4 separate regions of the Homo sapiens genome follow, and regions 2, 3 and 4 are each linked to region 1. A link is a loop called in an ENCODE intact Hi-C map of the cell type or tissue named here. Cell type or tissue: IMR-90. All regions are shown on one strand. Region 1 overlaps LMCD1-AS1 (LMCD1 antisense RNA 1). Region 2 overlaps LMCD1 (LIM and cysteine rich domains 1). Region 3 overlaps LMCD1 (LIM and cysteine rich domains 1). Region 4 overlaps SSUH2 (ssu-2 homolog).

Region 1 (8,000 bases):
TCTCGGCTCACTGCAACCTCCCTGCCTGATTCTCTTGCCTCAGCTTGCCGAGTGCCTGCGATTGCAGGCAGGCGCCGCCACGCCTGACTGGTTTTCGTATTTTTTTGGTGGAGACGGGGTTTCGCTGTGTTGGCCGGGCTGGTCTCCAGCTCCTAACCGCGAGTGATCCGCCAGCCTCGGCCTCCCGAGGTGCCGGGATTGCAGACGGAGTCTGGTTCACTCAGTGCTCAATGGTGCCCAGGCTGGAGTGCAGTGGCGTGATCTCGGCTCGCTACAACCTCCACCTCCCAGCCGCCTGCCTTGGCCTCCCAAAGTGCCGAGATTGCAGCCTCTGCCCGGCCGCCACCCCGTCTGGGAAGTGAGAAGCGTCTCTGCCTGGCCGCCCATCATCTGGGACGTGAGGAGCCCCTCTGCCTGGCTGCCCAGTCTGGAAAGTGAGGAGCGTCTCTGCCCGGCCGCCATCCCATCTAGGAAGTGAGGAGCACCTCTTCCCGGCCACCATCCCATCTAGGAAGTGAGGAGCGCCTCTTCCCGGCCGCCATCCCATCTGGGAAGTGAGGAGCGTCTCTGCCTGGCCGCCATCCCATCTAGGAAGTGAGGAGCACCTCTTCCCGGCCACCATCCCATCTAGGAAGTGAGGAGCGCCTCTTCCCGGCCGCCATCCCATCTGGGAAGTGAGGAGCGTCTCTGCCCGGCCGCCATCCCATCTAGGAAGTGAGGAGCACCTCTTCCCGGCCACCATCCCATCTAGGAAGTGAGGAGCGCCTCTTCCCGGCCGCCATCCCATCTGGGAAGTGAGGAGCGTCTCTGCCCCGCCGCCCATCGTCTGAGATGTGGGGAGCGCCTCTGCCCGGCCGCGACCCCGTCTGGGAGGTGAGGAGCGTCTCTGCCCGGCCGCCCCGTCTGAGAAGTGAGGAGCCCCTCCACCCGGAAGCCGCCCCGTCTGAGAAGTGAGGAACGTCACCACCCGGCAGCCACCCCGTCCAGGAAGGAGGTGGGGGTCACCCACCGCCAGGCCAGCCGCCCCGTCCAGGAGGGAGGTGCGGGGGTCAGCTCCCCACCCGGCCAGCCGCCCCGTCCGGGAGGGAGGTGGGGGGGTCAGCCCCCCGCCCGGCCAGCCGCCCCCTCTGGGAGGTGGGGGGCGCCTCTGCCCGGCCGCCCCTACTGGGAAGTGAGGAGCCCCTCTGCCCGGCCAGCCGCCCCGTCCGGGAGGGAGGTGGGGGGGTCAGCCCTCTACCCTGCCAGCCGCCCCATCCGGGAGGGAGGTGGGGGTGTCAGCCCCCTGCCCGGCCAGCCGCCCCGTCCGGGAGGTGAGGGGCGCCTCTGCCCGGCCACCCCTACTGGGAAGTGAGGAGCCCCTCTGCCCGGCCAGCCGCCCCGTCTGGGAGGTGGGGGTGCCTCTGCCCGGCCGCCCCTACTGGGAGGTGAGGAGCCCCTCTGCCCGGCCAGCCGCCCCGTCCGGGAGGGAGGTGGGGGGGTCAGCCCCCTGCCCGGCCAGCCGCCCCGTCCGGGAGGTGAGGGGCGCCTCTGCCCGGCCACCCCTACTGGGAAGTGAGGAGCTCCTCTGCCCGGCCACCACCCCGTCTGGGAGGTGTGCCCGGCAGCTCAATGAGAACGGGCCATGATGACAATGGCGGTTTTGTGGAGTAGAAAGTGGGGAGAGGTGGGGAAAAGAGTGAGAAATCGGATGGTTGCCGTGTTTGTGTAGTAGGAGGTAGACATGGGAGACTTTTCATTTTGTTCTGTACTAAGAAAAATTCTTCTGCCTTGGGATCCTGTTGATCTGTGACCTTACCCCCAACCCTGTGCTCTCTGAAACATGTGCTGTGTCCACTCAGGGTTAAATGGATTAAGGGCGGTGCAAGATGTGCTTTGTTAAACAGATGCTTGAAGGCAGCATGCTCGTTGAGAGTCATCACCACTCCCTAATCTCAAGTACCCAGGGACACAAACACTGCGGAAGGCCGCAGGGTCCTCTGCCTAGGAAAACCAGAGACCTTTGTTCACTTGTTTATCTGCTGACCTTCCCTCCACTATTGTCCTGTGACCCTGCCAAATCCCCCTCTGTGAGAAACACCCAAGAATGATCAATAAAAAATAAATTAATTTAAAAAAAAAAAAAGATGAATGATGGTAATCCTTGCCTTGCCCTATAGGTAAGATAACGTCTGGCTTGGGGGCGGGGTGTTGTGATTATGCCTCTGCAATCTGTCATCAGATGCACTCTCACACCCAAACTTTGATGTGATTTTGAACGCCCTGAATCTTCACCACCTGTATATAAACTGTGAATGGGAATACTGCATTGCAGAAGCAACTCTGACAGCGCTGTTCCCAGCCTATAGGCCTCTGTCTATAGCCCTCAGCAAGATTTCTGAATAGAACTAACTTTAATTCATTAAGGTGGCCAGGCAAGGTGTCTCATGCCTGTAATCCCAGCACTTTGGGAGGCCGAGGCGGGCAGATCACTTGAGGTCAGGAGTTTGAGACCAGTCTGGCCAATATGGCAAAACCTCGTTTCTCCAACAAAAAAAAAAAAGATACAAAAATTAGCTGGGCATGGTGGTGCACGCCTGTAGACCCAGCTACTCAGGAGGCTGGGCAGGAGAATCACTTGAACCCGGGAGGTGGAGGCTGCGGTGCGTCGAGATGGCACCACTACACTCCAGCCTGGGCAACGGAGCAAGACTCCATCTCAAGAAAAAAAAAAATTAAGAGGCTCAATTCTTTTTTCTTTAGTCAACATAGGCAAAGGAACACTTTGATGAGACGGGAGATACAGTGGGAGCCATCAGCCTCACTTTCTTACTCTAGTCACCAAGTGGTGCTCATCCAAAGGGGAGGAAATGGGGGATGCGGCCACTCAGGTTGCACTGCTGAGGAGTGTTGGAGCTGGGATGCTGCCTGACTCAAGAGAGAGATGGAGCCACAGACACATGGAGGCAAACTGAAGAAAGACAGATAAAGGAGGCAGCTTTTCAGGAATGCGACCCCGGGGTTGGGGAAGGTGGAGAAGAAGGGAGGGAAAACTTGAGGCCTTGCACTCAGCTTTGACAACAACCTCATTCAACCACTAGATGTCACCAAACACAAAACCCGTTAGAAACGGAGAAATGAAGCCAAGGAATCTTGATCCCAAAGAATTCCTGGACTCAGCCCTGGAAAAGTCTTAAAGCTAAGGAATGTGGCATGCAGATCACTCTAGGTAAAGCAGGACTGACTTTTATAACTGTCACCAAAGGAGACGCCACATCTCTGGTGTCCTGGCGCCTGCATCTCAAACACACAGCATCTTAGTTAATTCTCAGAACATGCCCGGCAGGGCAGGACCACCACTATCCCCATTTCACAGGTGGGAGCACTGAGGGCCCAAGAGGTTGTTACCTCCTCAAGTCCACACAGCTAGGAAGGGGCTGAACTAGGATTGCAGCCAGGACTCTCTGACTTTCCACCTGGGCTCTTTCATCTATACCATGACATCTATCCCAGGGACATGACCCGCTACCACCATTACAGAAACACCACAGCCACAGGTTCCAAGGCAGACCAGGGCATTTCTTTAGTTCATTAAACTCCATTATTCTAATATAATTACTCCTTGATTTTACAGCAGCAAATTATAATAGCCAGTAGTGGAGAACAGTAACCTGGATTGCCAGAAACAGCAGAAGGTTTTGGTTTGGGTTTGTTTTTTCACTTTTGACGTTTATTGTATAGGTTGCACTTCATTTGGGGGAGTCCGAGGGGGAGTGTTTTGTGTGGTTTTAAATCAACCTATTTAGCTTCTCAATGTCATTGGGCATTGGATAAAGATCTGAGTGTATATGTTGTCTGATACAGAAAGTGAGTGAGAATGTAGGTAGAAAAAAGAAAAACAGCACATGAAGAGATGTAGAAAGCTCAGCTAAGCTCAAACTCTCCCAGTGAAACACCAAAAGTACAGGGACAACAGTAGTTTGGAATGAAGCATTGCTCCTCATACAGCAGAAGAGAAACTGGAACATCCTAACATCAGCACCAAAGCAGTTTTCCATGTCCTCATTCCCTCATTCATGCATTCATTCAAATATTTACCAGGAGCCACAAACGTGACCAAAACATGCCCTTGCCTTTACAACTGCTCCCTGTGGTAGAGGAGACCTCTAAGCGAATAATCAGAATACAACACACTTAGTGTTATATCTGAGATACACACAAGGTGCTACTGGACAGATAAAACAGGGAAGGAAAAAGAAGACGTTAAACATGGGTTTAAAAGATGAATAGAAGTTCAAGTACAGAAGGGCAGCCAGGCAACAGGAATGAGAAGTGCAAGAGCACAGCATGGAGCAAAAGGGCAGGAGAAGGTCACAGGATGGCAAAAGTTTTCATGCATGTGAGGGACTGGGAAACTTGTAGGGTTTGGGAAGGTGGAGCAGGAAGAGGCAGGAAGGGTAGGCAGGGGCTAGATACAGAGCCACAGGCCCCTGAGCACTTGCGATGTGCTGGTCTGAACTGAGATGTGCTGTGGGTGTAAAATACACACCGATTTTGAAGACTCAGTGGGAGCAAATAAAGTAAAATACCTCATTAATATTTTTACATTGTTTGGCTGTTGAAATGATAATATTTGGGTTATACTGAGCTAAATAAAATATATTATTAAAATTAACTTCACTCATTTGTTTTGACTTTGTTAGTGTGGCTGCTAGAAAATTTAAGATGACATATATGGCTTACAATCACCTCCACTGGGCAGTGCTGGGCTCATTCAAGCATGAGAACATCGGATTCCATCATAGGGGTCTTGGGGCTCATCTGGTAGCAACAGGGAGTCACCAGAAATTCCAGAGCAAAGGAGCAATTCAGTCCGCTGAAGGTTTAGGAACACCTTCAGTGGCTTCAGGTTGGTGGGGTAAAGCAGTGGTCGGGGAAGGCACTCTGGGGGACATTAAGCTTCCTAAGTCAGGAATGTTTAGGTCTGAATAAAGCAGAGAAGGAAAATGTGGGAGAGCTATTTAAGAGAAGAGAAAATAATTGACAAATCAAAATCAGATTATTACACTACAAAACCATCACAGGATTCAATTACAGTCCTTTGTGGGGAAATGCCTCCTCCTCCATCCCCCCCACGTCCCCAACTCCCACCAGATCACATAGTGTAACCTTCCTGGCTGATGTAACACACAAAGCTGAAAAGATAGTTTTCAGGACACAGGAAAAGCAAGTGGCAATGCTTAAGAGAAGAACTTACTCCTCTTTCCTTGTTAAGGATCCAGGAGGCAAACCTAACCCCGCTGGGCCCCAGACAGCAATTCCTAACAGTGTGCTCTTTTATACCTTCCTTCAAGGCTGCTGACAGGAAAGGCCGTTGCCAAGGAAACAGGCTGAGCCAGGAAGCTGACTGGAGCAAACACAGACAGTCTCACGGCCGCTCTGTGGACAGAGCGGACCAGTTGGTAAATATTTCACCAGGCACATACCAGAGACGCAAAGCAAACAGTATGTCATCCCAGCGCTGGGCTGGAATCGTTCCACGAGGAAATGTTGAACTCAGAAGCTGTGCAGCTTCGTTCCCATGTTACAAAGGATGACCTCCCAATATGACAGGGCTTACAGTGGGGCATTGGGACACTTTGCTAGAGTGGGATTATAGCACTCTATATGTGCGAGTTCCACATCTGCGGATTCAACCAAATGAAAAATATTCTCCAAAAAATGTACAAATAATACGAATTGTAAAGTACATTAAATAAATAAAATATAAACTAACTACGTAGCATTTACATTGTATTAGGTATTATAAGTAATCTAAAGTACATAGGTTACAGGCAAATATGCTATTTTACATAAAGGACTTGAGCAGGAGCAGTTTTTGGTATCCGCAATGGCCCTGGAACCAATCCCCTTTGACTGTACTGAGCATCTCCCAGCACAGAGGCTATCAGTGCTGGTGGCAAAAGAGATGTCAAGGTACTCTGGAGAAAAGTAGAAAATCAGTGGGCAAGCTACTTCTCCTTCATGGCAGCCTCAATTTTGCTTACCTTTAAAATGGGTATAATCTTTTAAAGATTATGTAATAGGATGAGCATTCAATGGAATAAAATAGTTTAATAAATAAGATAAATGTGTAGTCGCCTCAATAAATGTTAGTTTCACTTTCCGCTCCAGTGTGTAACATCTAGAATTAAAGATATTCTGTGTACAGTTTGAATGCCAACTATTTAGATACAACACTTCTATTAAGTAAGCCTAAGTCTGTCTTAGCTTCCTCAGTATATAACACTGAATACAACCACAGAGGGATTCTTTTTGCTTTGTATCTTTTACGTGAATGGCAGGTAAGTCACATCTCCTGGATTTTTTACTGATGTAATTGATGATCTGGGCTCAAGTCCTGAACATGCAAACCATTCCAGTGAATTCCATTTTATTAGATTGAAGCCATAGCTCTAGCCTAGCAAGATCACTTGAAAGCTGTCCTCTGTCCTCAGGGAGCTTCATGTCTGGGGCAGTGGTTTTTAAAACGTGGTCTCTTGACCTCAGAATTAACTGAGGTGATTGGTTAAAAAGGTGAGTTTTCAGTCTTCATCTTAGACCTATTGAATCAGAACATCTGGAGGCAGGTCCCAGAAACTTGCAATTTTAGCAAACTTTCCAGTTTACACTCATGCACAATAAAGTTTGAAAAATCAATTTTCTTCATTATTTCTGCATTTTAGAAATTGGTCCTTGGACCACCTGCATTTGATGCCTGTTGAAATGCAGGTTTCTGAACATCATCCACATGTAAGGAATCATAGTCTCTGGACTCAAGAACCTGCCTGTGTAACAAACTCTCCAGTTGATTCTTACTCACACTAAAAGCTGAGAACCAATGGCCTAGTGAATCGTAAAGAAATACTCCTCAAACTTGGCATTGGTGTGCATAGGAAGTGCCTGGAGAGCTTGTTAAAGCAGAGATCGCTGAGCCCACCTCCAGAAAATCTGACTCACTAGGTTTGGGGAGGGATCCAAGAACTTATATTTCTAACAAGCTCCCAGCTGATGGAAATGCTGCTGATCCACAGATCACACTATGGGCAGTTGTGGTGTTAAACTCATAATAGTCTATATAGTTTTAAAAATACACCCATATCTAAAGAATCTATACAAATCCTATTGAAACAAAAATGGCCATGCCTTATTGTAACCTGGGAAAGGTTTGTGTATGCATGTGGTAAAATACACATAACATAAAATTTACCATTTTAACCATTTTAAAGTAGACAATTCAGTGGGCATTTAATACATACACAATGCGGAGCCACCATCACTACTGTCTAGTCCCAGAATTGTTTATCTCCCCAAAAGGAGACTCCATACTCATTCAGTAGCCACTCCCCATTCCTGCTTCCCCTCAGTCTCTGGCGACCACTAATCTGATTTTTCTCTCTATTAATTTGTCTTTTCTGGATATTCCACATAAATGAAATCATACAATATATGGCCTTTGGCATATGGCTTCTTTCACTTAGCAAAATGTTTTCAAGGTTCATCCATGTTGTAGAATGAACCAGTGATTTATTCTAGATCACCTTTTGTTTATCCATTCATCAGCTGATAGATGTAGGTTATTTCCACCTCTTGACTACTGTTAATAGTGCTGCCATAAACAATAGTGTGCAAGTTTTTGTTTGAACATCTGTTATCAATTCTTGGGGGTATACGCTTAGGAGTGAAATCACTAGGTCACATAATAAGTTTGTGTTTAACTTATTGAGGAATTGTCAAATTGTTTTCCACAGCAGGCTATACCATTTTACATTTTAGTCAGCAATGTATTAGGGTTCCAATTTCTCCACATACTCACCATCACTTGTGATTTTCCTTTTTTTATTATGACCATCCCAGTGAGTGTGAAGTATCATCTCATTGCAGTTTTGATTTTTATTTCCTCAGTGACTAATAACATTGGGAATCTGTTCACACCCTTACCGGCCATTTGTGGATCTGCTACGGAGAAATATCTATTCAGGAAC
Region 2 (8,000 bases), 120 kb after region 1:
CTTGAAGCACTAAAGCCGCCATAGGCAATATCTAAACAGATGACCCTGGCTGTGTTCCAATCAAACTGTATTTACATAAACAGGCGGTGGGCTAGATTTGGCCCACAGATGGATGCAGTTTGCTGACCCCTGAACTGGAAGAATCATAAAGAATAGTTTTAGCTTTTTATTAATCTCTTTGGTTTTACTCAATTTTGTTTTGCTAATATGAGCTAAATGATGACGATGATGATGATGCTGTCATCTCCCATTCATTGACTACCTAGGTTATGCCAGGCACTGTGCCAGATATTTTGCATGTTATTTTACTTAATCCTAAGAATTATCCTACAAAGTATATCATCCTCCTTTTTACAAACAAGGGAATTAAAAGACACTCTTAGCAAAGTTAAACAGTGTTTTCAAACTTCAGGTCACAATCCGTCAGTGGGTAATACATCAATTTAGTGGACTACAACCAGAATTTTTTTTAACTGAAAAGGGAAGAGTGTTTCAGGAGTAGTAAATATTTTTCCAGGAAGCTTTTTTTTTTCAGGAGTGTGTGTGTGTATGTGTGTGTGTGTTGGATCAGGACGTGTAATGTATTTGCTACTGTGGATTACAGACAAAAACAAAAATTTCAAAAAACAAAGCTGAGGAAATTGTCTAGTCACCTAGATGGTGAGTAGTTAATCCAGAACTAGGATCCAGACCTGCCTCACTCCAAACCTGACACAGACTCTAATTAACAGGTGTTCCCATCTCTGGAGCACCCACGCAGTTCTAAGCCCCGGGCAAAGCCGTTGCAATTGGAATGAACACATCTGAGACTCCGTCCCTGCTCAGCTGTGGACCAAGCAGCATCCTTTTGCAAGGAGCCAGTCCTTGGGCCCATGCTTGTCAGAGCTGGATTTGAGAACAACCCACACTGATGTTCTCTTACACGTGTAGCATTTATGAAGCCTTTCCATCTCCCTCACTTCATCACATAACCAGGGAGGGAGATTCAGTTAGAAATGTTTAATATTTTGCCTTGCTTGGCAGAGAGCCCCATAATGGATAATCTGCCCCAAGAAGAAATGTAAGGTGAAGGGGTCAGTTAACAGTAGTGACCACCAACACCAGGCTAAGGCATTTCGTATGAGCCAGGGCCTGCCACGATGTGCTACAGATGAGAAAACTGAGGTTCAGAGGGTTGGATGATTTTTCCAAGAGCTTCACCAGTGATGAAGCCATGGCATGAACCATGTTCCAAAGCACATGACCCAAACCGTTGCCTACCCACCCTGCCCATTCTGCACCATAGGGAGCCTTGGGAAGACTATACAGTGTGGGGAAACAGAACTCAAGAGAGCTAAAGATGCCAGAAATGATGTTAGACTACAGAAGAAAGAAACACACACATAAAAACCTCTGGGATACATGAGGCTGCAAAGCAAAGATGGTAAATAGTCACCATAAGAGGAAATGGAGAGATGCTGTTTATAAACAAATTGTTGAGTATTTGTGTTGGAAAGAACCCAGTGCCTGAATTCAAGGCCCTTGTGTTAATATTTACTGTATTGTAGTAGTGAGATTTCCACGAGGCACTCTGGGTTTAGACTGGATAGGCCTTTGGATAAGAGCCTTTTGGAGGAAAACAACACAATTCAGACAGAACTTCTGGCAAACCCGAGACAGAGATTATTGCTGATTTAGAGCCTTCTCATATCTGCTGATCCCTCTCTGAAGGCCAACACAGTTCAGTCCTTCGAGACAGTTCTTCAGCTGAGTAACCCTTGGCCATTGTCCCGAGTCTGCTGTTGCCTAAAACACTTTGTGTCTTGGTTACTCCTATTTCAGAAACCTTAATAATTCTGCATGTACACATTTGATGTTTCTGTCACCTAGGGCTGCATATCAAAGCATCCCAAGGCATATGGCTGAAACCAACATGTATTTTGCTCACAAATCACCATTTTGGCAGGGTTCAGTGAGGACAGCTTGTCTCTGTCCATTCGGTGTCACTTGGAGGAGCTTGCAGGCCAGAGACTGGAATCACCTGAAGCTCGTTCACTCATGTGCTTGAGCTAGAGGCTGGGAAGACACACACAGCAGGGACCCTCCATTGACCTCCTTGACCTCCGAGGTCTCTCCACGTGGTTGCCCTCAGATGGAAGCTTCAGGATACCAAGACTTCTTTCCTGTCAGCTGAGGGCTCCCAAGGTGTGTGTACTGAGAGAGAGAGCCCAGGGGAAAACACTGCCTTTATTACTACCCTGGGAGCTGCATAGCATCACTTCATCCATGTTCTGTTCTATAGAATTGAGTCACTAAGGTGGGACCATATTCATGGAAAAGGAATTAAATTCTATGTTGGTTGGAAGGGTATCCAAGAAATTTGCCAACATGACTTAAACACCCATGGCTGAGGGAACCCCACAACTCTGCAGGGTCTTAGCTTTTGAGCAGCTGAATCTAAAATGTTCCTCAGCTTTCTTGAGGCAGGTGTTTACAAATTGCAAAGGCCCCAATATTCAAAATCTTTCATTTCAATTAAGAATCTCATGCCATTAGAATAAGGAACAAGGCAACACTTTACTGGCACAGGAAGAAACTTCCCATTTGTTCTATTTCTGAAAGGTTTGTTTCACACATCCTCTACCCAGGTGGGAAATAGTCTGCAAACAAGGTCACATGACAAATGTTGGAAACGTTCTCACGAGCAAGCTCCAATCTTAGATATTTGGGAACATGAACAAGAAACAACTGATATGCTAATTATAAAGCATTCTTCTCCATGCCTTTTACCATAGTCCCAAAGAACTTCCATTTGACCATACTAGCTCCTTAATAGGGGAAGTAACCTGAGAATGGCCTCATTGGTCTTTCTTAAAAAATAGTGTTGAGTTTAAACATCCCAGGAATTCAAATGAGCCTTTGTTGTAACTGAACTGAATTGGTGATATCAGTTTTGCTGAGCTTATGTATAAAGTTATTTTTAAACAGTCTATAACAGCGGTTCTCAAAGTGTGGCCCCAACCACACCAGCATCCCCTAGGAACTTGCAAATTCTTGTGCCCCACCCCAGATCTACTGTATCAGACACTGTGGGGAGGTGGTGGCGGTGGGGGAGCAGAGATATGTTTTAACCAGCCCTCTAGGGGATACTGAGGCAGGCTCAACCCTGAGAACCACTGTCTCCAGGGGCAGGATCAGATATGGGGAGGAGCAGGCCCTCCAAGCAGGGGATGAGTGGAGCTGAGTCTGGAGCAGTGGCAAATGATGAAAAACTCACACGACTCGATTCTCTGGCCTTGCACAAATGGAGAGAACTGATAGGGGAAAAAATAGAGCTCATCAGTGGCAGGAATGACTTCCTGCTAGTCTACATGCCCTTGGTATCATGGAAGGAAATCCAGGCCTCCAAACCTGCCTTCAACATATCTTTGTCATTTTAGGAAAGTGGTTTAATCCCTCTGGGCTTTACATTTCTAGCCTGCAAGGTGGGCAGAGTTAAGGAATACACGAGATTTTAGCAAATCATTATTGAGCCCTTATAAAGTCCAAAAATTCCATTATGTCATTTAACTCACACCACAATCCTATGAGGTTGCTATCATTACTATCGCCATTCAACAGGTGAAAAAACAGAGGCACAGGTAAGTTAGTTCATTTGCCCAAGGTCACACAGCTATGAACCCAGGCAGTCTGACTTGGTATCTCCCCTCTCAGCCACCTGTTGCAATTTAGAAATTGCAAACCTCGCTACAAAGAATTGTGGGAGAGACTAAGTTTGTGCTGAGAAAGGGCCAGGATGATGAGACCCAAGTAGGCTGGCATTCTGACTCTCGGCTGCTAGCTTGTCTCTCGTGGCTGAGGGACCACCAGACGATAGATCCAGGACAACCTCAGGTCTCTCATCCTTTGAGATGACTGAGTTAAGGATACAGAAAATGGCTTAGAGGCAAGAAGAGCACATTTCATCCTGACACATGTTGAGAGGGCTCCTTACCTGGACATCTTGTTTTCATGGAGTGATAATGATACTGTTTGCTTAAAGGGGCTGGCTACTGGTAGAAACCAGTCCAAGAGCCAGGGATGCTAGGGAGAACAGTGAGGGAAGAAATGCTCCTCCAAGAGGGGCTTCACAAAGTGCTTTCCAACGGATGAGAAGGTTGCAAACAAGCTCTGTGAACAAGAATTTTCCTTCCTTCCTTCATACTGCTGCGAGAATATCTCCCTACAGTGCAAATTAGAACCTTGAACTCCTCATCTCAAGAACCAGTAACGGGTTAGGTGCAGTGGCTCATGCCTATAATCCCAGCACTTTAGGAGGCCAAGGCGGGAGGATCCTTTGAGCTCCGGAGTTCAAGACCAGTCTGCGTAACATAGTGGGACCCCATCTCTACAAAAAATTTAAATATTTTTAAAATGTCTTAAAAAGAACCAGTCGTGGCTACCCATTGCCTCCAGAGTGAAGTCCCAACCCATAACCTGGGTTCAAAGCCACCCATGATCACCCTAAACTGCCTTTTGGACCTGATATCCCCCTCCTTCCTTCAGTGTATCATCAGGGTGCCTGCCGGTGCTCCCCAGACCAATCCAGGTGCATTTCTATCCCTCTCCCTTTCCCTACTTTCATGTCAATTCACATTTGTAAATGTGGAGTGGGGAGCCCCATTGATATATCATGGTGTTACCCAATGGGGTGTAGTTTGGTGAACTGACACGAAGTCCCTTTTGTGTGGGAGGGAAAGAGCTGGAAATTTCATTCTGTAGAAATAAGAAGCCAGACAGACAACTCACTTTGTATTCAGACAGCCCTGGCCAAAGAGTTTACAGTTCCCAGCTATGCAGGAGGGAGGGTGAAAATAAGTAGATGATGACTGGTCACTGATTTTTTGTCTAGACCCCCTGATGGGCTCCAAGCCAGCTGAGTCTCAATCATGTGAAGAGGAACAGGGTTTTCATTTGAGCGAAAAACTCACACCACTCATTCTTGGGGGTGTAACTGAAACCACAAATCTAGCATGTTCTAAGGAACATTATCAGGCACAGTCAGGATCCAGTTCAAGATATATCTAGTTGACCAAACACATTCCTTATATAGGCAGTCATTCAAGAGCTCCTACGCTCAGAAACTGCTATCAGTACATGACGTTCCTTGTTATTCAGTGTTCTTTTCCTAATTTTCACCATTTTAATGTTTATTTCCTCTTCAATATATGAGTATATTAAGTATGTAATCAAAGTATATAAGTTAAGAATAGTAAGTGTGCAAACTCTTATGTGCTTCCCTGTCTTCACATGGCAAAAAAGTAAATATTTCTATTTTGGCTGAAACATAGTTGATACTTACTAAGTTTAAATTAGCATCTAAAGCCAGGCTCAGCAAACACTTTCTTTGGAGGGCCAGGTGATAAATATTTTAGGAGATGTGAGCCAAGAGCCAAAATTGCAATATCATGTGGGCACTTTATGTAACAAGAGAGAAAACAACTTTCCATGGGTTTTTTAAATGAAATTCAAAAGATAATAATAATTGAGCACAGAGTTTTTTTTTTTTTTTTTCCAATATAGGTCTACTAATGAGAAAAGCAGAAGGGGTTCTTTCTTGGGAGAAAACATTTCACTGAATTGGAGGGCAAATGTAAAATCCAGTCTTCATTCTCATGGGGCTTGCGAGAACAGACAGTGGCTGGGTTTGGCCATGGGCCGTAGCTTACTGATGCCGGATCTCAAGTCCACATGATGGAGTAGAAAGAACTTTGGCTTTGGAGTCAGGTTTGGCCTTTGTTCAAATCCTAGCTTTGCCTCCCATCAGCTGTGCATTACTGAGCAAATCACTGAATCTCCCTGACCTTCAGTTTTGTAATTTCTAAGAGAGAAGATAATGATTTTCCGAATAGAAAAATAACTCTAGAAGGAGAAATAACTCTCTCGGGCTTATGTAAGGGGTAATAGTAATGCGAGCAAAGTCCTGAGCACAGTGCTGGATGCAGACACGCTGTAGGGACATGACAGCCATTGTCGTTTCCATCATCATCGGGGCTTACAGGAGCAGGGGATAACTCCAAAATGACTCAAAAGATTGTGTGGATTGAGAATGTCAAGTTCCCATTCTTTAGAGGATGAGAATAGGCAAGTTATAAATGTGCGATGGATGGATACCTGAATGAACCAGTGAATGAATGAGCATTTAGCAACTTTCACTGCTCCTGGGAACTGGCAGAAGACAGAAATCTAGAGCTCTCACAGAGAACTTCTCCCAGGCACACTCACCCTCCCCACAAAGCCCCAATCCTAACTGAAGCTGAGGAACAACATGAGTTGAGGTCCACCTTGTCATGGTTTCTGAGCAGGCCAGTGAAAATGTTACTGGCAGTAAAAGACAGATAAAGGAGCCCCAGATGGAAAGAGGATGACAAACAGCCAGGCACTGGCTACATTAACTGCTGAGAGGCCCTGTAGGGAAGCTGCTTCTCACCTCTAGCCATTGGGCATGCTGCTCCTTTGCCATGCCAGAATGCATTCTCCTGGGAGCCCTCCTAGCCCTTCAGACAATTCCCTGAGTTTAGTCTCCCCACCCGACCCAGCTCAGTTCCCATAGAAAGCCACAGAGCCAAGGGCGGCAGTTTGAATCCCAGCTCTGTTTCTTGGCTGTGCCCCCCTTCACAAGCTATTTTGTCTCCTTGGGCCTCGCTGGTCTTATCTATAAAATGAGTGCATTTCCTGTGTACCTACATCTCCTATCCAGAGGATTGCTGTGAGATAAATAGGAATGTGGTTGATCCCTAGAGCCCCTCATCCCTCAGAGAGGCCTCTCCTGCTAAGGTGGTCCCTGCTATCCACCCCCAAAGTCACTCTCCATTCCCTTACCCTGTGATTGTTTTCCTAGTATTTATCACACTCCATGATTATCTCATCTGTTTTTTTATATATTTATTTTCTGCCTCCACACACACAAAGCTCCAGTTTCCCTGAAGGCTCTGGCATTATCTGCCTGGGTCACTGCTGTATCCCCAGCATCTAGTCCAGGGCCTAGCACACAGTAGATGCTCAGTAAACATGGATGAGCCCCTGAAAGGCAAGAGTGTTTTGAAAGCTCCCAAGAACTTTCCACAACTGTCTCTGGAGCCCAGCTCTCTGCTGCACTTAGTCTAAACCTGTCTCTAAGGTGCAGACAGATGCATCATCTGCTAGTGTCTTCCACACTCATCTGTTGTCCCCTAAGTAGGAAGTATGAGGTGGGAGGGCAGAGGTTTCCAAATATTTATTGTTCATCTACTATGTGCCTGGCACCGAGGAGATGTGAAAGCAAGCATAGTTGGATGTGGCTCCTGCTTCCATCTAGTGTAGAAAGAACAGGTATCAAACAACCATACAGAGAAAGGTAAGCAGAGAAGCTTTATTATGGACTTAATTGCCCCTGGAAGGAGGTCAGAGAAGATTTCCCAGAACCAAAGATCTTTAAGTCTCACATCTGAAGAATGAAAGGGAGTTAATCAGGCAAACAGGAACGGGAACAATGTACCAGACATCCTGAACAGCAACGGCAAAGGCCTCATGGCAGGGTGGAGCATTCCTTCATTCAGCAACTATTGATGGGGAATTTATGTGTGCGGGGCCCAGTAGAGGGTCCTGGGTCAGAGCTGCAACCAAGCAGCCTCTCTCTGCCCTCTGCAGCTAGCCGCTTAGTGGAGAGAACAGATATAAATTAGATAATTCCATAGGTATTTAAAAAATAATGTTAGCTAACATACATGGAGTCCTTTTGGGGGATCTGCCAAAATCATGCATGGGTTCCAAATAACTTATGTAGATACTTGGCCCTGGAGGAGATGGAGCACTCTTTAGACATGGAGGGCTTGGTGACTTCCTTCCAAAGAGGATAGTATGGAAGTGGGGAGAAGAGTCACTTTACAGTGAAGAATCTGACAAACACTGCCTCCACCAGAAGGTCAAAGTCAACCGCAACAGTGACAAGTGAGGGCGACAGTATGTACCCTTGAAGGATGTGATAAGAGGAGCAGTTTGCC
Region 3 (8,000 bases), 94 kb after region 1:
CATTCATGGAGGTAACAGATTTTGTCAGGAGGGTCCCTGTCTGCCTTTGTTACTTGGCTGTCCTCTCGGGGAACCCTGGTTGCTTTCTTCGCTGAGACTGCTTTGGTTGTATGCGTTGTCAGGGAAGGATGGCTGCAGAGGGAAGGCACTCCTGCTTGGTCCAATTCAGAAACGAAAAAAGTCCTTGGGGGAGTGTGGCGGGGGCAGTAAAGATGTGAAGAAGGAGTTTAGCACTTCCTAAACCATTTCAAGGTAGAGTCCACCAAACCCAGCCCAGCAAGAATTGCTCTGGGAAGACCCAAGCAGAGGTTAGCTGGTCCCTTGTGCCTTTGGGGTATGCCTCGGGGTTTGGTGGATGGGGTGATCTCCCCTCACTGCACCAACTTCGCTGTGGATGGGTTTTGGTCTAGAGTGGCCCCTGGGACAGAAAGAGAGGTCATTCTGTCCACAGTACTTAAAAACCAGGACCTGGTATTCATATCTGCACAGGAGGACCATAAGATCCAGCTGGAGTTGGATTCGCAGAGGTTTTCTTTCTTTTTTTCCACTGAGGATTCTGAGGTTAAGAATGAGGCTGCCACAATGCAGCGTCCCTGGGCAGCATTCATGTCAGCATCTATGTGGATGGCACCTCTGGAGTGTGCAGGGAACAGACTGTAAGTCTGTCCCTGCGGCCCTGGGAGAGGAAAGTTAAGTTCTGTGGAGCACATAGCAAAGAAAGAGTTTTTATCACCACTGCTGTAGCGTTGCCTTGAGCGCTCAGTGGGGGGACAAAGTTTGGAAGGTGTTTTCGCAGCAATACTGACTTCCATTATGAGATGGGAATTATAAAAATAACTACGTATGAACTGAATGAAATCTTTTTTATTTAAATGTTGAAATAAACCTAAGCAGTAGGTATTAGTATCTCCATTTTGTTGATCAGGACATTGAAGGTAGGCAATGGGGCAACAACTACCAGATGGCAGGATTTGAACTCAGATCTGCATGAATCCCAATCCCATGCTCCTAATCGTTCTGCAGTACACAGGGCTATGAGCTTTCAGAGCAGAACACTGTTCCCTGACTCCATTCCCTGACAGTTCCCAACCTCAGAGGAGCTCGCACCGTCTTCTGGTTGCTAGGGACCTTCAAGGTCCTCCAACTCAGGCTTCTATCCCCTTCAAAAACTCCTTCTATAATTTAAACACTCCTAGGAGGAGTTCTCCACACTTACTATATTTTGGCCATTTGAGCTCTTTCTGGCCTGGAAAGAAAGTCAACTTCCTTATCATTTCAACCCCACTGGTCCTGAATCTCAGGACAGCGTTGATTCCTCCTCAGCAATTTGAAGACAGCTAGGACGTCTCCTTTTATATTTCTTGAGCCAGGGGAAAATGTTATCTAAATGCACCCACCGAGTCAATTCAATCAGTTTTCCCTTCTCTCAAGGACCTCAATCCTGTGCTCCCTGCTGTCCAACATCTGAAAATGATCATTTGGTATATTTTTTCTGGTTTTCCAGTTGTTCAGGAAGAGAGGACAATTCTGGACCCTATTTTTCATGGCAACAAGCAGAAGTCTCTTAGCATTGTTTTAATCCCTCCATTTTCTTGTCATCGTACAAATGATTTGAACATCAAGTGAATTTGTCTTTGAGAAATACAGATTGAAGCTTGCAGGTCCTGCATATCAAGTGTCATCCTTGGTTTGAAGAATCCAAATAGGGACTTAAATTAGACTCAAATTGAAGCAGTAACATCACAGAAGCTTAGGAGGGAAATCCTGTTAAACTTTTTTATGCTCCAGGTTTTAAACTCTCAATTGTTTGTAAGACATTTAAATGACCAAAGTGCCAACCAACATGGTTTAATAGGAAAGCCCTTCAACTAATCATCACAGGACAGAATTCAGTCCCAGATTACCAATGACAGATTACAGAAATGGCTGTTTTAATACCGTTGAGGATATTTTGGGGTGTGCCTGTGTCCTCTATAATCTGGGCACCTGGAAAGAGTGGGGTGGGGTGAGAGGGGTGGATCACTCATGTATAAAGTCCTAGAAATGTGCCTGGCCACATGAAGAGTGTGAATAAAAGGAGAAATTGTGTTGACACCATTTCAAGGAACATCTCAGATCTGTTAACTTTTTTTTGTTTTGAAATGTTTTGCATTCCCAGCCTCTCTAATTATCATCCTGAAATTCCACATTAACTGCAAAAGCTATGCGCAGCCTCCTCATCTAGTTCCATTTATGGAAAGTATTGGGGAGGTCAGAAGGTCAGATGGGACACTGAAGAGTCAGGTTCCTCCATGTCCCTCTATGCCAGGATTTCCTTCACTTTCTGCCTCTTCCTTCTCCTTCCACTTCCAGCCCTGCTGTTCTCACTCCCCTGATACTGCCTAGTGCCTGTCTTCTTAAAGAAGCAGGCTTCTCATGCCTGGCTCTGAAAATGGATAAGCAAGAGAATATTATTGATTGTGAATAAAATGCAAAACAAAACAACCCATTTTTATTTTTATTTATTTAATTTTTTTTGAGAAGGAAAACCTTCTCATTTATTCCCTGCAGCACCCTGAGGGTCATTTTCTCCTTTTTGCTACTGGAACACATCCTTGAGATTGTCAATTTTAACATCTCTCAAATTGCAGCCCACTGAATGTGAACTTGTACTGCAAGCTTCTCCAGTAGCATTCAAAATGTCATGCTGCACATCACCGTATCAAAGTCAAAGGAGTAGCTTTGCACTAAAGAGAGGTGTTTAACCTCCCTTAACCCACTGTTTTCCAAACTCATGACCACTAAGCACCAAGCCTTTTTCTATGTACCACATACTAATCTCCTGGAGAACTGGCCCAGGCCAGTAGAACTACTCCCAGATTTTAGGCAACTCTCTTCTGCCCTGAATGTATTCTACTTTATATAATTTCCATCTGATTTTCTCTCCCTGTCCCATCCCAACTGTAAGCTCCTTAAAGGTCACAACAAGGCCTTCTTCTCTTCATATTCAGTAAGGGGTTCCCAACCTCTCAGCACAATTGACATTTTGGGCCTCATAATTCTTTGTTGTTGGAGCTATTCTGTGGAATGTAGAATGTTTACAGCATCCCTGGCCTCTACCCACCAGACACCAATAGCACTCCTCTACCCCACTGGGACAATCGAAGATGTCTCCAGACATTGCTAATTCTGTCCTTTGGGACAGAATTGACCTTAGTTGAGAACCACTAATTTAGACCATCAGGGCTTGCCCCCACTAGCCCCACAATCAACGTTTGTGATATTCGATCAGACGTATTTACCTCCTGACTGTAGGAGGGAAAAGGAGGGTTCCCTCAGCCTTGCCGATCATTCAGCTGCAGTGACCTCCCTTGCTGGGCCTCCCTCATCCCTGCAGTTGGCCTTGACATTGCTCACTTTACTGTACAAGCTCTCAAGTTGCATGCAGAAGAGCATCTGAGACCCAGCACAGCCTGCCCATGGTGACAGGCCGGAAAGGGAGGGGAGCGATTTTCCTCTCACGCCGTGGAACTCTCTTGATTTCTAAACCTTAACAGCATGACACCAAGTAGCCACAGATTTTTGTTTTTAATTGTCAAAGAGAAGCATGAGGCTTTTTAGTAAATCTGAACCCTCCCCAGGATGTGTTTCCTTCTTCTGACAAAGCCTTCCCAATACACATCCATCTCCCCAGCCAGAGGGGTTTTCTGACCTCTCTCCCTGCTGGGTCCTGTTCACAAATTTCTTGAAGAAAATATTCACTGCATTCTAACGGCAGTATTTATGCTAAAGAGTTTAAAAGTTGCTGAAGCTCCGAGGCTATGATCTTGGAAAACAATTTTAATAATTCTTTAGAGCAGGAGTTTGCAAACTTTTTTTGTAAAGGGCCAGAAAGTACATATTTTAGGCTTTGTAAGCCAGATACTCTCTGTTGTAACTACTAACTCTGCTGTTGTTGCCCCAGATCAACCACAGACAATATGTTAATGAGTGGTCATGGCTGTGTTCCAATAAAACTTTATTTACAAGAGCAGATTGTGGGCCAAGTTTAGGCTATGGGCCACACAGACTCCAGCCCAGCTTTAGAGCATCTCTGATGAACAAATCAGCCTTTGCCGTGGCAACCACCAGGAGGGAAAACATACCACTCTTTTTACCAGCACAAGTTATATCCTACATTCCTCACTGATAGATTAATACAAACACTGTCATTTCCCAAATGCAGTTCCCAATTCCAAAGGCCTTTTTGTCTCAGGTTACCATTTGTCCGCTGCTAGTTTTTCCAACTTAAAGTTTTAGCTTGCTTTCAAAAGGGTAGATGCTGCTAGCAGGAGAATGTGCCTCTTTTTCCTGGAGGTTAATCTCACTGGTCCCCATCCACCCACCCCCAGGAAAATATGCAAGTCTTGCAAATGCAGCCAAGAGGACCACTGCCTAACATCTGACCTAGAAGACGATCGGAAAATTGGCCGCTTGCTGATGGACTCCAAGTATTCCACCCTCACTGCTCGGGTGAAAGGCGGGGACGGCATCCGGATTTACAAGAGGAACCGGATGATCATGACCAACCCTATTGCTACTGGGAAAGATCCCACTTTTGACACCATCACCTACGAGTGGGCTCCCCCTGGAGTCACCCAGAAACTGGTAAGAGAGCTTCCCCAACCAAGCAGTTGTTTTCCTATCCTCATAAATACTAGCCATGTCAAGTGTTTCTGAATTTCAAACATGGGGTGGCAAGAGCTCAAGGTCACAAAAATGACAGGAGTGGCTGTGGTTTTAGCCCTGCCCTTATATCATGTGATGTTGAGAAATGAAGACTATCTGGGCCTCGGTTTTCCTTATCCATGAAATGGGTAGAGGTGTTCATATGGACCCCAAGAGGCCTTGCAGCTCTAGTACAGGGGCATTTATTGTTCCATTTGGGCTCCTCACTTCTGAACAGGAGATAGTTTATCACTCAAAATTCTGAGTGCTTATCTCCATCTGCAAGATATTCATTTTCCCTTGAAGTAGCCTGGGATATGCCCTTTGCAAACCTGTAGGAGAGCAGAGAAACATTTCTCTCTTCTGCCTAAATGCTGAAACCTATTGGTCTTAGGAGGGAGAGCCAAACTGGTTTTATATAACCTTGAACAAAAGCAACCAGAGAAATCTCAAGTAAATGATCAGAGAAACCCTGAGGAGGGCAGAAAGGACACAGGTCCAGAGAGAGCAAGTGACTCACACAAGGTTACACCCTAGCTGCTCGCTGGAATCCCCGGGACCTGCAGAAGGTCTCCATACCCAGGTCTCATCCCAGACCATTGAGTCAGAAGCTCCAGACTACAAAATCCAAATCATCAGATGTGACCATTTAAATGACTCCCCGTGCAGCCACCTTCAAGATCCAATGCACCAGATCAGGGCTCCTACAATCTCAACATGGGTAGATATCACCTGGGGAGCTCATCAGAATGCATCCAGCAAGTTCAGGGCCATCCTGAGATACCGCACGCCTGACATACTCCCAGGTGATGTTGATGCTACTGGTCCCCAGAACCTTACATGTGGAGTAACAAGAGGCTGGATGATTTCTATATGTTAATACAATTTGTAGAAGGTTCAACAATTTTAAAAATGCAAGCATGGCATTTAATTGAATATCTGCTGGAAGAAAAGGAGTGCCTTTGGAGCCCTTCATGGCCCTATCCTTCAGGCTCCTCCATGGCTCCCATCACTGTGCTCTCACTCCCAACATCTCAACACCTTAAGACACTCTGACTTCCTCCTTCCAGTGCTAGAACACACCAAGCTCCTGCCCTCCTTGGGGCCTTCGCACGTCCTGCTCCTTTTCTGAAAGGTTCTTTCCTTGCTCTTCCCAAATAGTCCTTCTCCAGATATTCAGTTTACAATAGATGTCACCTGCCATCCTATCACATTTTTTATTTCTTTTCGTTTCTTTAACAACTTTTATTGCAAACAGATTATCTTTTTTCTGTGCCTAGATATGAGGGCAGACACCCTGCCTGTCCTGTAAACCGTAACATCCCTGCACCCAGGACGGTGCAGGGTGCAGGACAGGTGTGACGAGTGTTAGTGCAATGTCACCTTTTAGGCCAGAGATGCTCTAAGTGTGGGCTGTGGACTGGAGCTCTTCCGCACAGTCTTTGTGACCTGGACCCAATGAAAAAAGTTGAGAAATTGAGAATATATGTTGGGAAAATGTTACAGCAATTTGACATGCAACTGTGTGATGGGATGAGAACTCATATCAGAACAGAATTCCACTGTGGTAAGACTCACACTGAAATCTCATGGGGTATGCGCTACATTCTAATCACATGAGAGAGACCACAAATCACTCTGCAATAAGTAAAAAACAAACAAACCTTGATCCTTCGCCATAGAGAGTTTCAGAGGCACAGTTCTAAGCTGTTGCCTTAGGGGGGAAAATCCCTTCCAGATAAAATGAAAAGAGACTAAGATTTTTTTCTTAATCTGTACTTTTTGATAAAGAAGAGCACATTTTAAAAGAACACTTCAGCATCCATGGACTCGATCACCCTGTAAGGCCGAGTTGTTTTACATGTAAGGAAACACAGAATGGTTAATTGGCTTTCAAAAGTTTTTAGTACTAGACAGGGGCTTGTCCCGGGCCACAGAGTGTGGCCACAGAACAACAGCAGAGCCAGGACATGCCCGGTAGTTCAGAGCTCAGGTCTCCCTCCAGCCCCAGGTCTGGGTAAGCTATCAAGCACGTCTCCAGGATGTCAGTGGAAACTAAAGCAAGCAGCTCATGAAAGAGCTGGCTGCGGGCTTCAGGGACCGGCTGGTGAAAACCCCAAACACATTGACCCCAGACTAATCAGGGGAAGCCATCGTCAGGCAGTGATTAATGCTGGCTCATAAAACCACATGGCTGTAAAGAACCCCTCTGTCTGCTCTTCATCTGGGCGTCCAGGGCAAGTCCCATTTCTGAGATTGGACAACTCCCCCTTCCCACTCACCTTCCCAACATTTTTATTATTATTATTATTATTATTATTATTATTATTATTATTATTGTACTTTAAGTTCTAGGGTACATGTGCACAACGTGCAGGTTTGTTACATATGTATACATGTGCCATGTTGGCGTGCTGCACCCATTAACTCATCATTTACATTAGGTATTCTCCTAATGCTATCCCTCCCCCAGGCCCCCACCCCACCACAGGCCCCAGTGTGTGATGTTCCCCATCCTGTGTCCAAGTGTTCTTATTGTTCAATGCAGCCATAAAAAAGGATGAGTTCATATCCTTTGTAGGGACATGGATGAAGCTGGAAACCATCATTCTGAGCAAATTATCGCAAGGACAGAAAACCAAACACCGCATGTTCTCACTCATAGCTGGGAATTGACCAACTTTTTTTTAATTACCGAATGATCAAGACTGATTATATTTTGGGAATGGGACCGAATTTTGCTATCTCTCATCCTTTGCAACCAGAATGAAAGTCTGAGCAATTCTTAAGCCTTCAAATGCTGATAACAATAAGCCTAATTGTGGATATTTGTTAAGTATTTACTGTATACTAGCCACCATACTAGGAGCTATCCATGCACAATCTCATCTAATTATCCAGCACTGTTAGAAGTATACTATCATTACCCTCAGCTACAAAGAAGGAAACTGAGGCTCAGAGAGATGATGCAACGATGCAGCTAGCCCAATGTCCCACAGCCGATGTAAGTGACAGAGCCAGGTCTTGAACTCAGGCCACCCTGACTCCAAAGTTTGGGCTCTTCCCTACCAATCCAGGCCAGGCCAGGCGAACTGGCAGGTGGGAGGGGAGGCAGGAAGGAGCAGATACCCTGGGTTAGCATTTTCAGGGAAGGCTATCATGAACAGGAAGCAGCTTGAGTGTGGCTTTGAAAGCTGCCAGGATTTGGGGGAAGGAAAGAGGGAGAAGACAAAGGAGACCAGCATCCACTGAGCATTTGTATGTGTATCTCATGAACACCTCACCGCGCCCTATGTGCTGAGTATGTTACAGGC
Region 4 (8,000 bases), 180 kb after region 1:
GAGTGCTCATTTCCATATCATTTATCAGTGATGCCCTGGGGGATGGCCTCAGTCTCCCCAGCCTCCCTCAACTAGGCCTGTTAAGTCCACATCCCAGTGAGGGGATTTGGGGATCAAGAGAGTGCACCAATGGCCCTCTGAGGGGCTGCTTCCTGAGGCCACTCCTTGCTGTAGCAATCCCCTTCTGGGTGTGGGGCAGGCATCATGAGATGACGGAAGGTCTATGGTTACCCACAACCAGATGCACAGAGACCTGCCTAGCCCAGCACCACCTCTCCAAAGCTGACTCGGCAAAAGGACTGCAGAGCATCCCCTCCAGCACCACCCCCCACCCAGCCTTATACCACCAGGTGGGAGCTCCTGCCTGTGATGGGTGCACAGAGCATCAAGTTCACATCTTATTCAGTGGGCAGGCTCTAAGGTCAGCCCGTGATGTAAAAAACTGTAACTATTCGAAAACACTCTCTAAATTCCTTACATAGACACCACACTAGAGATTGGCATGCAGACCCTTGGTCCATCCAACACAGCTGGTTTGTTCTCCAGCTGTGAAACAGATCTCTATTTCTTCAATTGGGACGTGCATGAGGGGCACACACTCTCAGAGCTGCCATCTTGTGAGGAAGCTCTTGCTGCGTGGAGAGGCCACATATATGTGCTCCACCTGACAGCTTCCCTAAAGGGGTCCCAACCACCAGCCACCATCAACCACCAAATATCTGAGTGAACCAGCTTTCAGATGATTTCAGGCCCCACCCTTGAGCAGCTCCAGGCTTCAAATCTTCCAGGTGAGGCCCCAGACATGACAGAGCAGAGATAAATCATCCGCACTGTGGCTGTGTCTGAATTCCTGATCCACAGAATGGGCAGTAACATATTGCACTTTATGCCTAAGTGCAGTATTTATTGTGCATTAGGGCCAGATATTTGTGTGTATCCTTGAACATTTCAGTAATACTCAGATCGTCAAGAGGCTCCCACTAGAAGAAGCACACCAGAACCAAGACCGACAAAGGGAAAAAGCAAAATCAAATCACACGCATCATCGGGGCATTAACTTGGAGACCAGAGGCAAAGTCCTTGCCATTTAAATTATTTCTCTCATTTGTTCTACAGGAATGTGTATAGCTGAATTATTGTAGGTTAAACATATGAGTCATGGATTCCACCAGAGGAGCTGTATAAGGGGTTGGAGCTTGATAGATGATAAGCTGGTTTTTCTGGAAGGACATGCCAGGGTTTGTATGTGATTGTCCAATGCAGCCAACAGTGAACACACTCAGAGAGTGTCGGCCATCTTCCTTGGCAAACGTGAATGGCAGGCTCTGGGGACAGCCATGCTATGTCACACGATGGTACAGCCACAGCAATACCGCTCAGGATAGTCCACCGCATACACCTGGTGGTCAGTGCCATAGATGTAGTAGACATAAGTCTTTCCTTGGTACCAATAGTGAACTTCTGTGAGGGGGATCAGCTCAATGGTCTGGCGCTGAGGAAACAAATAGCCAAGGAAAATGTCAGTGTTCTGTTCAAGTCACTCACCTGCTCAGGAACTTTCAGTAGCTCCCTACTGTGTGTGGTATGAAAGGTCCTGCTCTGGAGTTGGCATTCAATATGGTTTGGCTCTGTGTTCCCACCCAAATCTCACCTTGAATTATAATAATCTTCATGTGACATAAGAGGACCTAGAGGGAGGTAATTGAATCGTGGGGGTGGGTTTTTCCCATACCATTCTCATGATAGTGAGTAAGTCTCACGAGATCTGATGGTTTTATAAAAGGCAGTTCTCCTGCACATGCTCTCTTCTTGCCTTGCCTGCTGCCATGTAAGATGTGCCTTTGCCATTCCTCTGCCTCCCGCCATGATTGTGAGGGCTCCCCAGCCATGGGAACTGTGAGTCCATGAAAACTCTTTCCTGTATAAATTACCCAGTCTCAGATATGTCTTCATTAGCAGCATGAGAACAGACTAACACAGCATTCTAAACCCTGCTACAATCTGCCTTCAATCTGCCTTTCTAGATGTATCTCCTACTGTGCTCCTTCACGCACCCTAAGCTCTGGCCAAAACCGACTTCTCATCTTTAGCTACCATTTGATTCTAGGTTTCACCAAGTGGGCACAGGCATCCCCAGGGGAGTTCCAGGGTGTACGGAAAGTCACCAACCAAGTAGGACAACTTCCAGAAGCATTAATTTTTAGATGGAGTGCTGGGGGGCAGTGGAGGATAAAGTCGGTTTAAACATGTGTGTATTAAAACAACCACAGAGGTATTAGGAAGCGGTTTCTAACATTTGAATCAAATTTTAAGATAAAACATTGACCCCGAAGACATTTGAAAGCTTAGTTGGCTGTGCCAGGCTATTTTCAGGATGGGGACCTCATTCCCTCCCACAGGGAGATGCTAAGTCCCTCATTCTCCAGCCCCTTCTCTGAGCAGTTACTCAATAACTTTCTGCAATATGAGGCCCTGAACAGAAAACAGCAGCCCACCTTGGGAGCAAACATTAGGCTCCCATCTGTACTGGCTTCTGGTGCTGTTTTGTTACTGGCAACTACACTTCGTAGTTGACATAAGAATGTTGCTCCTGATCATCTAAGCCAAGCTTTCTTGTGGACTTCCTGTGGGCCGGGCTCTGTGCAAAAACCCCTAAGTTCTTCTGCACAAGATGTTCCCCTGTCCCAGACTCAGATGTGGGGACCCAAACCCAGGGACAGGTGGCATGATTGGCCCAGGGTCAGGCCCTCTTTACTTGCAGGGAATTCTTCCTGTTGGGAAAAGAACCCCAAGTCCTCTTGCTGTAGTTGATAGCTTGAAGACCCTAGGGAAGAGGTAAACCAGGCCGGGTGGGGGGCTGAGGCTGAAGCCATCTGGCTGCTTCGACTTCTCTCTCCATTTCAGAAAAACTGCCCTGGCCATCCCTGGAGATCTGGGCAGTGGGGGTGTATTTTGAGAGGCAGGCCCCTGTTCTGTCAGAGGAGAGGCCAGGGGGCAGCATGACATTGCAGAAGGAAGAGGGGAATCAGAGTCAGGGCACAAAATTTCCACACAGCTTTCCATGTGATCTTGTGCTCCAGTTCTCTAGACCTCAGTTTCCTCATCTGTGAAATGGGAATAAAAACTCTTATTTCACAGAGTTGTTGAGACAACCAGATAAGACCCCGGTGACTGAGTTTTCTTCATATGCCAGAAACTGGAATCCAAATGACAATTTCGGAAATAAAAGTTGGAAGATGCCTCTTGAAATTTCAGTGCAAAGGACCCCAAATAGGGACTAAAGGGCACAAGGAGATGGGAGTCAATGTCAGTGCTCAGAAGGCCTGGACACTGAAGTCAGGACCACTCTTGTTTCCAGATTTTTCTATTAAGATCCAATGGAGAGCATGGCAATACCAGCCCCCCCACAACCCCCGCAATCCCCCTGCCTCTATCTGCTTCTGGCTCAAAAAGTCTCGAAGTTTGAGGCCACAAATTGCTCAAGACATCAATTGCCATCAAGTGGTCATCACGTAATTGGCTGTTTATCTGTCTGTGCAGCTGAGCCCCTGCAATAAGCAGATTCCAGGTCTCAGAGTCATGGCCATGGCTGGGAGATGGAATTTAGCCAGCTATGTCCTCATGGCTGGATTTCGGCTCTAACTTCTCCATCTTGAGTAAAATATTAGCATGAATCTTTGTTACAGCTCTAGGACCAAAGGCAAAATTAGAAAAAAGATTCAGAGAAGTGACCTCCACTCCCATTATACTCCTTTTTAAAGAAAAATGTGTATTTGCCCCCTGGTTTACCCTTCCTGGCTCCCGGAATGGCTGTATTGGCAGAGGCAGGGCCTCAGGAGACCTGAGTTCTAGTCCTGGACCTGCCACCAACAAACTGTGTGACTTAGGACAGGTAACTTCCCCTCCTTGGGCCTCAGTTTTCCCAGCTGCCAAAATATTGAAAAACTACAAGTTTTCATCTAAAAATCTGGACTTCAGACAGTCTGGAAACACTGGGTCTTGTGCCTACAGAAAGCTGAGTGTCGACAGGCCCCTTTGAATGACGCTCTGTCACCCTCCTTACTGCCTGGCCCTGGTAGGCATGTAAGTTTGCAGTGCCTGAACTGCATGATTTCTCAGCCCCCTTCCAGCTCCAAGATGATCCGTATTCATGTAGATAAAAATGCATCTTCTCTCTCCTACAAATCAGGGAGATGTGCAGACAGAGACAGAGAAGGGGAAATGCCCATTGCAAAGGACAGAAAGGGACATTTTGAGCACCGGGTGCCAAACACATTTCGAGGGTTTTGCTGCAAAACCCTCTGAGGTGCTTTAGTGTCTTTTTTCGCAGGTGAGAGACTGGCTTTGAAGGAGGGAAGTGGCTGGCCCAGGATCATGTTGGGATGCAGGAAACGCAGGATCTCAGCCCAGTCTGCAAGGTTCCTGTCCCGGCTGCTGTCCCACTTCATGCAGCTCCAGCAAAGCACATTATCAGGCCAACCTCCCACGTTAGGGTCCCCTGGCTGGCTGCAGCAGCAGCAGAAGGGGCTACTCAGGGCTGCTCCTGGGGATGTAGCAGCCACCACCGCCACCTTGTGGCCATCAGGATACAGCGGCCAAAACCACAGAGGCCAGGAGAAGACAGGGCTGGGGGTTGGGAAGTGCCAGGGGCCTCAGGGGCAAGACACTGGGCTCCAGCCAGGCCTGTGACGTTCAATCCCCACCTTTTTCTTCCCCTATCTGAACACCAGGGAGTCAGAATCAAAAATCCCATGACACCACATTCGTGCTTAAAACCCTGCAATCGCTTCTGGGAATAAAAATGCAAACTTCTCCTGCGACCCACGGTCCTTCCTGCCTCTGCGTCTTACTTGCCCTGCTCCATGCCCTGGGGCCTTAGGTCAGGCCCTACCCCTTCCCACACTCCTCCCCCGGGACCTCCCTCACCTCTACGTCCTCATCCTTCCGCTCCGACGTTCTCAGGAAAGAGGGCTCAGCAGCCCAGGAAGAGACGTCAGAGCCAGATGGCCCCTCCGCCCTGGCTCACCTGCTGCAGGACGCGGGCACGGGAGGCCAAGGCAGCGCTGTGCTCTGCAATGCCCCTCTGGGAGGCAAGAGAGATGTCTCGCAGAGGGAAGTCCACGATGGGGTACACCTGGGGGAAAGAGAGAGAGACACAGACCACCTGGCTGCCGCACCTGGAGCCTTGGAAGTCACTGGGGCTGACTAGAGCCAGAGCCAGAGCCAGACAGAGAAGGGGGCTGAGAGAGGGACCCACGGTGTGGTCTCAGGAATTTCAAAAACAGGAAAACAGGGGGCCTGCAGTCAGAGAGAGAACGCTATCACCTGCAGCCCACTGGATACCCCAGCTGCGTGCCTCCTGTGTGCCGGGCACCGCGCTAGGTGCAGGACAAGGCAGTGACCATGGCTGGTGTGGTCCCCGTCAGTGTGGACTCGTGGGGTCTGTACACGTGTAGCGGGAAAGGAACTCAGATTCATTTCTCATGTACACATTCAAACCGCCCTCTAAGGGTCAGGCACTGTCTGTGAGCTGAGGATACAAAATGAACCACAAATAAGCCCAGGCGCTTGCACTCAACCTACAGAAAGTCCGGGCACTGGGGCATCTCCTCGGTCCCCAAAGCCCCCAGATCCCCTTCTGCCAGGCTTGAAAGCCTTCCACATATTAAGGGCAAGCATAGCCCTCCCCTGGGGCTCCCTGTTCTGCCCCTCATTGTGGAACTGTGGCTCCTTCCTCCACCCTCCTCCTAAGTGTCCACCTGGGCCCAGTGCTGCTGTGGACGCTGAGGGTGAGACGGTGGTCAGAGCTCAGCACCAGGCAGGGTCAGCTCACAGAGCTGCCAGCAGCCAGTGACGCCTAGGGATGGTCCTCAGTCTGAGCTGAGCCCAGGGGGAAATCCCTAACTCAAATGGAAGAGTGGGGTGCAGGGCTTCTGGTGGGGGGATGCCTGAGGTGAGCCTTTAAAAAGCCAAATTACTGGAGCAAAGAAAGGAGGCTGACACACCTCCCTATAGTTTGAGGACCCCCATCAGAAGTCCCATTGAAGCCAATCTCTCTGCCAAGGCCAACGGCAGAGTGAGAAAACCTTTTCTGCTAAGAACCAAATAGTAAATACTTCAGGCTTTCAGACTATGTAGTCTGTCATTATCCAGCTCTGTCCCACCATCAGGAAAGCGGCCATAGACAACCTGTCAGAAAATGCGTGGGGCTGTGTTCCAATAAAGCTTTATCGACAAAGGCAGGCAGTGGGCTGGGTGTGCCAACTCCTGGCCCGCAGGACCCTCTCCTCTGGCTGAAGGTACCTCTCACTTCTGAGCTCCTAGCTCTGCCCTGCTCACTGCCCTCTGCCAGTCCTCAAGGCCTCTGCCCCACTGTCCCCTCGCTCCCACGCCACAAGGTCCACTCCCCAATTGCCCTGCATCCAGGTCTGTGCCCAAGGTCACTTCCACAAAGAGGCTTTCCCACCTCCAGCTGGAACGACACTGCCACCCCTCCCTGCCCCTTACCCTGCTTGAATGTTTCTCAGTGCCCCTTCACCATCTGACATTGCTATAAAAGGGTCCATCATAGTCCCCTCACCAGACTGTAAGCTCTATGAGGGCAGGGTCCTTGTTTTATTTGCCATGGTCTACCCAGGGCCAAGAATAGTGCCTGATATAGGAGGAGGGTCTCAAGATTTGTGGAAGGAAGGAGGGGATGAGGAAGAAAGGGAAGGAGGGGATGAGGAAGGAAGGAAAAGAGCGAGGAAGAAGGGAGGGAGGGAAAGAGAGAAAGAGAGTATTAGGAAGGAAGAACGGCATGGTGGGTGGGGAAGGACAGAGGGCTGAGTGTGTAAAAGTCAAAAGGAAACTGACAGCCCCCAGGCTCCCCACAGCCTTATCCATGTCTGGGGAGCTCTGCTCCTACACAACCTGTCCTTCCAAGGAATGCAGCCTGCACACACAGCTAGCAGCCCCAGGCCCACGAGAGCAGAGGAGGAACCCAGCTTCCTTTGTTCCCATCTACAATGCCCTCTTACCACCGAGTTTTCATCCTTAAAGAGGTTTTCTCCTTTGGCTTTAGCAAGGAGCTCCCTGGGGCAGTTGAGCCGGTGCTCAGACACAAACTCAAACAAGCTGTTCTTCCTGGAGGGAAGGAGGATGAGGGATGAAAGCACACAGTGTGGCAGGTTAAAAGCATGGCCTTTGCAATCAGACAGACCTGGGGTTGAGGGCTTGAATTGCTACTGGAGGGACCTTGCAACAGTTCTGTAGCCTCTCTGAGCCTCAGTCTCCTCACCTGTAAAATGAAGCTAGTAAGGAGAGTGACAGTTCAGCTCCATTACCTCATTTCATCTTTGCCTACAAAGCACTTAGCAAGGTGCCTGAGACAGGAGAAACCTTTAATGCACGGAAGCCCTGACTGACTTAGGGACGTAGCAGGATGCTATGGCTCTATTCCTACGGGAAGGGCTCAGTTGTGGAGCGGCTGCTGCCCTAGAAAGTGGTGATGGCAGAATTTGGACTGAGGTCTGTCTGTTCTAAAGCCAGTCAGCATCCCACAACCCCACACTGCCTCTTCCAAGGGAATTCTCCCCCTTCTAAGTCCTGGCAGGTTCTTGCACTGTGAAAGCCCCAACCAACCACAGTTTCTCTGCAGAAGCCAGTCCAGGGCTAAGTCCCTCAGCCACCCCCGCATGCCACAGCATTGAGACACTGCCACATACCACATGATGACAAGCTGGATGAAGTGCAACAGCTTCTTCTCCCCCTTGCAGGTGGCGCAGGTCTTGTTCCCTCTCCCTGAGCAAGTGCTGCATCTGAGAAAGGCACAGAGTCCGTACCCCCAGATCAGTTGCAGGTCCTGGTGGCTTCCAGAGGCTCCCACCTGCACCCCCTTCCTCCTGGAGGTAGACTGTGGTGGGCCTGCATTGTTTGTACCTGCCCACCACCTAGTCCTCCTTCTGCTGGCAGTGCCCCAATATCTCTATGGGGATCACCCTTCCCCCACCCAGCCCACA

What was found. A loop is a pair of places that touch in the nucleus more often than their neighbours do. Peaks named below come from ENCODE experiments on the same cell type or tissue, not always from the same donor. Only the 100,000 strongest peaks of a DNase experiment are listed, where the experiment ranks them.
Region 2: it touches region 1 in a loop (4-fold over the local background); 8 of 110 quality-filtered maps call a loop at or near these places.
Region 3: it touches region 1 in a loop (3-fold over the local background); 6 of 110 quality-filtered maps call a loop at or near these places.
Region 4: a loop joins it to region 1, with 18 times the contacts of the local background. A loop is called at or near these places in 95 of 110 quality-filtered maps.

The regions. Positions count from the first base shown.
Region 1 is chr3:8,439,128-8,447,127 of GRCh38, forward strand. All of the region lies in intron 3 of LMCD1-AS1 (LMCD1 antisense RNA 1), which reads right to left. Among named protein-coding and RNA genes, the nearest start is that of LMCD1-AS1, 59 kb to the right of the region's middle. RefSeq lists an enhancer at 1,660-2,177. In IMR-90, a CTCF peak has its summit at 3,072 (motif pointing right); DNase peaks (open chromatin) are centred at 3,094, 5,394 and 6,924; H3K27ac peaks cover 2,367 bases.
Region 2 is chr3:8,555,867-8,563,866 of GRCh38, forward strand. All of the region lies in intron 4 of LMCD1 (LIM and cysteine rich domains 1), which reads left to right. Among named protein-coding and RNA genes, the nearest start is that of LINC00312, 12 kb to the right of the region's middle. In IMR-90, no CTCF peak of the experiment used is centred here; a DNase peak (open chromatin) is centred at 4,935; H3K27ac peaks cover 1,767 bases.
Region 3 is chr3:8,532,815-8,540,814 of GRCh38, forward strand. LMCD1 (LIM and cysteine rich domains 1) reads left to right here. Exons shown (of 6, transcript NM_014583.4): 2 at 1-11; 3 at 4,371-4,626. Among named protein-coding and RNA genes, the nearest start is that of LINC00312, 35 kb to the right of the region's middle. RefSeq lists an enhancer at 2,798-3,766. In IMR-90, a CTCF peak has its summit at 4,214; DNase peaks (open chromatin) are centred at 4,087 and 6,287; H3K27ac peaks cover 2,054 bases.
Region 4 is chr3:8,618,523-8,626,522 of GRCh38, forward strand. SSUH2 (ssu-2 homolog) reads right to left here. Exons shown (of 12, transcript NM_001256748.3): 9 at 7,707-7,799; 10 at 7,020-7,125; 11 at 5,027-5,134; 12 at 864-1,492. The coding sequence ends at 1,346. Among named protein-coding and RNA genes, the nearest start is that of SSUH2, 22 kb to the right of the region's middle. RefSeq lists an enhancer at 4,328-4,948 and silencers at 4,381-4,675, 4,765-5,144. In IMR-90, CTCF peaks have their summits at 3,529 (motif pointing left) and 4,570 (motif pointing left); DNase peaks (open chromatin) are centred at 1,189, 3,569 and 4,559; H3K27ac peaks cover 2,008 bases.